Linked DNA regions of Homo sapiens: region 1 is linked to region 2. Evidence: chromatin loops called from intact Hi-C (ENCODE). Cell type or tissue: dorsolateral prefrontal cortex. All regions are shown on one strand. Links, peaks and the distances in the headings refer to the core of each region. The heading gives the core; the rest is flanking DNA.

Region 1 (2,905 bases), core at 269-2,768, 150 kb after region 2:
GAAATCTTTTCCTTGAACCGGCCCTCGCCCCGCACCGTCAAGTCCTTCCCACTGGCAGCCCCTGTGCTCTGCATGGAGTATATCCCGGAGCTGGAGGAGGAGGCGGAGAGCAGAGACGAGAGCCCGACAGTTGCTGACCCCTCGGCCACGGTGCATCCAACCATCTGCCTCGGGCTCCAGGATGGCAGGTGAGGGGCCCGGAAGGAGGGGTGAGAGCAGCCTCTGCAGGGCTGGGCAGTGGGTGGGGGCTGTCCCTGTAGCCTTCCGGATCTGCCTGTTGCCCACCAACATTCTCTGCCCCTGGTCTCCAGGAAGGTGGGCACCAGAGCTGCCCAGTGTGGGAGCCAAAGTGTCGGGAGCGGCCTGCAGTGCAGTTGCCTGGCTCCTCCCAGGCAGAATGGCTGGCTCTTTTGCCTCCCTGAGTCCTCTTCGTGACAGAGGTGTCAGGGAGGGTACCGTCCCAGAAAACCATGGAAAAGTGAGCTCCCGCATGGTGGAGCTATGGCCTGGCCACACAGCCGAAAGGCGTGGCTGAGAGGGGTCAGCTCCCTGGGGCCCTCTCCCTAGGAGGGCATGGGGGCAGTGAGTGGGTGGGAGTGCTCAGTGTGTCATGACCGCTTCTCCAACCTCTCCCCGCAGCATCCTCCTCTACAGCAGTGTGGACACTGGCACCCAGTGCCTGGTGAGCTGCAGGAGCCCAGGTCTGCAGCCTGTGCTCTGCCTGCGACACAGCCCCTTCCACCTGCTCGCTGGCCTGCAGGATGGGACCCTTGCTGCTTACCCTCGGACCAGCGGTGAGGACTGGGGGGAATGGGGGAAGGGGGGCAGTCCTGGATGCCAGCTGGGTGCCAGATTCTCTACCAAGAGAGGATACAGGAGGCTGGGCAGGAATGAATTGGGAAATCTCAGTGCTGAGGGCATTTGGAGATCCGTGAGCCCCGCTGGGGTTCAATGGGTGGTCCCCCATATGTGAATACCTGCTGGAATAGGGTGCTCACTACCATGTGGGCAGTGGAACCTGTTGACAGGAGACTGTAGTGGATAAGAGAGGTACTCGCAGGTTGGAGAGACCTGGCTTCCCGTTCAGGCTTTGCCCGATGACAGCTGTATCCCTTGTTGCGTGGCCTCCCTTCTTTGGTGCCTGGGACTCTTCATGAGAATAAGGGCAGTGCCCACCACTCATGGGTCCTGGAGGGTTAGACAACTCCATGAGGGCAAAGCACAGGGCCAGGCCAAGGGCTCAGTGGAGTCAAGTATTTCCATCTGGGTTGTTTTATTGAGCCATCCCTAGCACAGGTTACGATGTCAGGAGGGCAGGAGGGCAGGGCTAACCGTGTTTGGACTGCTGTGCTCCAGGGCAGGGGTAAAGTGCTTAATGCGTGTGTGTTATCTTAATTCTCATGCACCCCTTGAGAATTTCCTTTGCTTTACTGAGATGATGCTGACTGGAGACCAGACGCACCTTCTCCCCAGCCATGTGGAGTGCTGTGGTCCCCATCCTCTGGGCTTGTTCAGCCCCGATTTGATGAAGGGGGCTGAGTAGAGAGTGTAGCCAGCCCCCAGTCCCCTGGAAGGGGCAGAGGAGCCTGAAGGGCCCGCAGCGTCTCTTCTCCCCTGCCTTTTCCGCCAGCCAGGCTGTGATTGCCGCGTCATCACAGCCTGTTACAGGGTTATAAACGGATATTTGTACTGAGCTAATTTTTTTTTTTTTGCCACTTGGCACTGTGTTGGTATTTTTAATTAGCTTTTGATAAGGCATTTATAGTTTTTAATTAAAGGGGGAAGAGGGAGGGAAAAAACCCTTCTCACCGTCAGACAGAGCGTGCATGTGAATGTAAATATGGGCTCAGATCTGCGGAGACTCATGGGGAGTTCTAGAGCGACCACTCCCAACCGGCTCCCACGGAACACTGTGAGCCCGGCCTGTGCCACCCTGGCGCTCTGGTCCCCAGCTTGGGTTGGCTTTGGCCCATTCCCTCTTACTGCTCGATTCACCAGTTTGGGCACCTGGGTTGGAAGGAGGTGAGGCTGCCCTGACAAGGACCACAAATGGCAGACATGTAGCGTCGCATATCCTAGAGGCTGGAAGCCTGGGGTCCGTGTTTGGATGGGTCATGTGCCCTCAGAAGGCACTAGGGAAGGGCCTTACTCCCAGCTGCTTCAGGTGTTTCCTTGCCTGTGGCAGCAGAACTCCAGCCTCTGCATGGTGTTTTCCCTGGCTGTGTGTCTGTGTGCAAATTTCACTTTTTTATGAGGACACAAGTCATATTGGATTAGGGACCTGTCCCTCTCCAGTATGAACTCATCTTAACTAATTACATCTGCAATGACCTTACTTCCCAAGGAGGTCATATTCTGAGGTACTGGGGGCTGGGACCTCAACATACAGATGAGGAGGCACAGTTTACCCCAAAACATGGGGTTTGGGGTCCACCCATTGGCTTCTAGTCTGGGGTTGGAGCCTGTTAGTCAGGACCAAAAGAGCCACTGGGACCATTGAACCCCACGCCCTCATTTTCTGGATGGGAGCAGACTGTCCAGAGCCCCCTGACTGAGCTGAACCTGCACCCAGTACCCTGCCTCCCAGGCTGAGCTCTCTGCAGATGTGAGGGGGCTTTGGCTTGTCCAGGTAGAGTGGAGGACATGGGGTCTGAAGGCTGAGATGTTCTACCAGCTTTCCTGCCTTGCAAACATGTGTGTACCAAACGCTTACTGAGCACGTACTATATGCCATGGACACAGTGGTGAGCAAAATGGACAGGCCGCCTGCTCTCATGGAGCTTACAGTCTATAGAGGGAGAGGGAATCGGTTAGTAAACAAGCAGAAGTATAAGACTGTACATGATGCCGAGGGCTCCGACGGAAAGGAAAGAGTGTTGTGTGAGAGCCTCACTGCCCAAGTGTG
Region 2 (2,905 bases), core at 309-2,808:
ACATGCTTGGTTAAGAATAATCCTAAGAGGCCAGGCATGGTGTCTCATGCCTGTAATCCCAGCACTTTCGGAGGTGAGATGGGAGGATCACTCGAGGCCAGGAGTTCGAGACCAGCCTGGTCAACATAGTGAGACCCCTATCTTTATTAAAAAAAAAAAAAAGAATATTTTGTTAGGTATTTTACTTTGTTTTTACAGCTATTGTAGAAGGGATAGAATTCTTGAGTTGATTCTCAGCTTGGTCGTTGTTGGTGTATAGCAGTGCTATTGATTTGTGTACATTTATTTTGTAACCTGAGACTTTACTGAATTAGTTTACAAATCTAGAAGTCTTTTGGAGGAGTCTTTAGGGTTTTGTAGGTGGGTGATTATATCATCGGCAAACAGAGCTAGACTTCTTCTTTTCCAATTTGGATGCTCTTTCTTTCTTTCTCTTGCCTGATTGCTCTAGCTGGGAAGTTTCCCTGTTTCTTTTGGTTTTCATTTTTGAAGCCTCCCGTGGCATGTAGGACTTATATTAAACACATCACTATGCTTTTCTCTTAATTTGTTTTTTGTTACAGGTGGCTCAGCCAAGAACCTAGTGATGGGTGAGGAAAAGAAATCTTCTCAGCTGGGCTCAGTGGCTCATGCCTGTAATCCTAGCACTTTGGGAGGCCGAGGCAGGTGGATCGAGGCTGAGGCAGGAGAATTGCTTGAACCTGAGAGGTGGAGGTTGCAGTGAGCTGAGATCACGCCACTGCACTCCAGCCTGGGTAGCCTGGGTGACAAAGGGACTTTGTCTCAAACACACACACACACACACACACACAACACACACACACACACACAAAACAAAGAAATCTTTTATCTCCTGCAGGGTTTCTATGTGATTTTTACTTGAGCAATACAAGAGTATATTGTCCAGGTGAGCACCCTGAGACTAATGGTGAGGGTTGACCCTGAGTTCCACATTGGTTGGCATTCATATTTCTGTTTCTTTCTTCCTCTTTTTTTTTTTTTTTTTGGAGACACAGTCTTGCTCTGTTGCCCAGGCTGGAGTGCAGTGGCACGATCTCGGCTCACTGTAACCTCCACCTCCTGGGTTCAAGCGATTCTCCTGCCTCAGCCTCTCAAGTAGCTGGGATTACAGGCTCCCACCACCATGCCTGGCTAATTTTTGTATTTTTAGTAGAGACAGGGTTTCACCATGTTGGTCAGGCTGGTCTCGAACTCCTGACCTTGTGATCCTCCTGCCTCAGCCTCCCAAAGTGCTGGGATTACAGGCGTGAGCCACCGCACCTGGCTATGTTTCTGTTTCTGATTGGGGAGGTGGAGCTACTGACCTCTGGATGGAGGAAAAGATGCTCTGTGGCCACCACCAGGCTCTAACCTTTTATTTCATTGATTCCTCGGAGCCAGGATGAGAGGTAGCATCATAATCCTGATTAGTGGACAAGAAAACTGAGGCTCCAGAACACTGAGTGACTGGTTCAAGGTCCACACCTGCAAGCCCAGAGGCTGCCTATGGGGCGGGGTAAGGGGCACAGGATCATGCCCTTCATACAGTCCCCGCAGTCCTGGAGGTGCTGCTCAGTGCACGACGCCAGGGGGCGCCATGCGCATCGAAGAACCCTCTGTGGTTTCCCAGTCCTTGGGGCTGCAGCTGCTGCCTTCTTCGACCGATTTCTGCGGAGATGGTTTCGTGAGGACAGCATTATAAATGGGAATGATCCATGATACTCATGACTGGGCCCTTGGGGACTGGGCCCCTGCCAAGCCATGTGATCCAAGGCCTCCTCGTACTTGCTTTCCTTTCTGTGATGTCTTGCCTGTGCCCCAGCTGCCTGTGCTGTGAATTTAATTCCTGCAATAGGAATCTCATAAATGCATGGGTGGCCAGGCAAATAGGTATAAATAAGTAAAAAAGTTGTGCCTCTGAAGCTCTCCGTGGGGTAACTCATCCTCAGAAGAATGTTTATGGGCCTGAGCTGGAAAGGGAAGAAGTGCAAGTTCCATCCTCAACAAGGTGCCTGTTGGCAATTTGAGCTGGAAGTAGGGTCAGGATGACATAATAGTGAAGTGACGGGTCTGTGTTCCAGTCCTGAGCCAACCACTGTGTGCGTGTCAAAAATAGCCACCATGCTTCATTTCTCCCATTGTTGAGGCATATTTTTCCACTTCTTTTGGACCAATACGAAGTGATGGAAGTGAGGACTTGTGGCTTCCAAGCCAGGCCCTCAAGAGGTCTTGCCCACTTCCACATTCTCTCTCTCGGACCTTGGTGTGATATGAGCCTGGGTTAGAGTGCAGGGGGATGAGAGACCATGAGGAGGAGAGTGTCCCAAGCAAGGCCATCCTAGACCAGCCTGTCCCCATCAGGCCTGCCAGCTGACAGCAGACTCCTGAGAAAGCCAAGTCCAGTTGAGTTCAACCTAGCTCAACCCTGGCCAGCAAAACCACACGGCGAACCTGCAGATCCTGAACTGTAATAGAGGCTTATCATTTTATAAGTCATTCCATTTAGATTAGTTTATTATGCAGCAACAATTAACTGATATGGCCAATTATAGTGAAATGGTCATGGTCCATTTGCATACTCTGTGAGCCTCAATTTCTTTTCTTTTTTTTTTTTTTTTTGAGATGGAGTCTTGCTTTGTTGCCCAGGCTGGAGTGCAGTGGCATGATCTCCGCTCACTGCAAGCTCTGACTCCCAGGTTCATGCCATTCTCCTGCCTCAGCCTCCCTAGTAGCTGGGACTACAGGCGCCTGCCACCACGCCTGGCTAATTTTTTTGCATTTTTAGTAGAGACGGGGTTTCACTGTGTTAGTCAGGATGGTCTCGATCTCCTGACCTCGTGATCCACCCGCCTCGGCCTCCCAAAGTGCTGGGATTACAGGCGTGAGCCACCGCGCCCGGCCGCCT

Evidence for each region. Hi-C counts contacts between places; a loop is a spot of excess contacts. Peaks named below come from ENCODE experiments on the same cell type or tissue, not always from the same donor. Only the 100,000 strongest peaks of a DNase experiment are listed, where the experiment ranks them.
Region 1: it touches region 2 in a loop (3-fold over the local background); 5 of 110 quality-filtered maps call a loop at or near these places.

Annotation. Positions count from the first base shown.
Region 1 is chr1:17,655,915-17,658,819 of GRCh38, forward strand. It overlaps ARHGEF10L (Rho guanine nucleotide exchange factor 10 like), which reads left to right. Exons shown (of 29, transcript NM_018125.4): 24 at 1-188; 25 at 640-794. Among named protein-coding and RNA genes, the nearest start is that of LINC02810, 60 kb to the right of the region's middle. In dorsolateral prefrontal cortex, for the core only: no CTCF peak of the experiment used is centred there; no DNase peak of the experiment used is centred there.
Region 2 is chr1:17,500,908-17,503,812 of GRCh38, forward strand. No RefSeq gene overlaps it. Among named protein-coding and RNA genes, the nearest start is that of ARHGEF10L, 37 kb to the right of the region's middle. In dorsolateral prefrontal cortex, for the core only: CTCF peaks have their summits at 1,598 (motif pointing right) and 1,800; a DNase peak (open chromatin) is centred at 1,594; H3K27ac peaks cover 729 bases.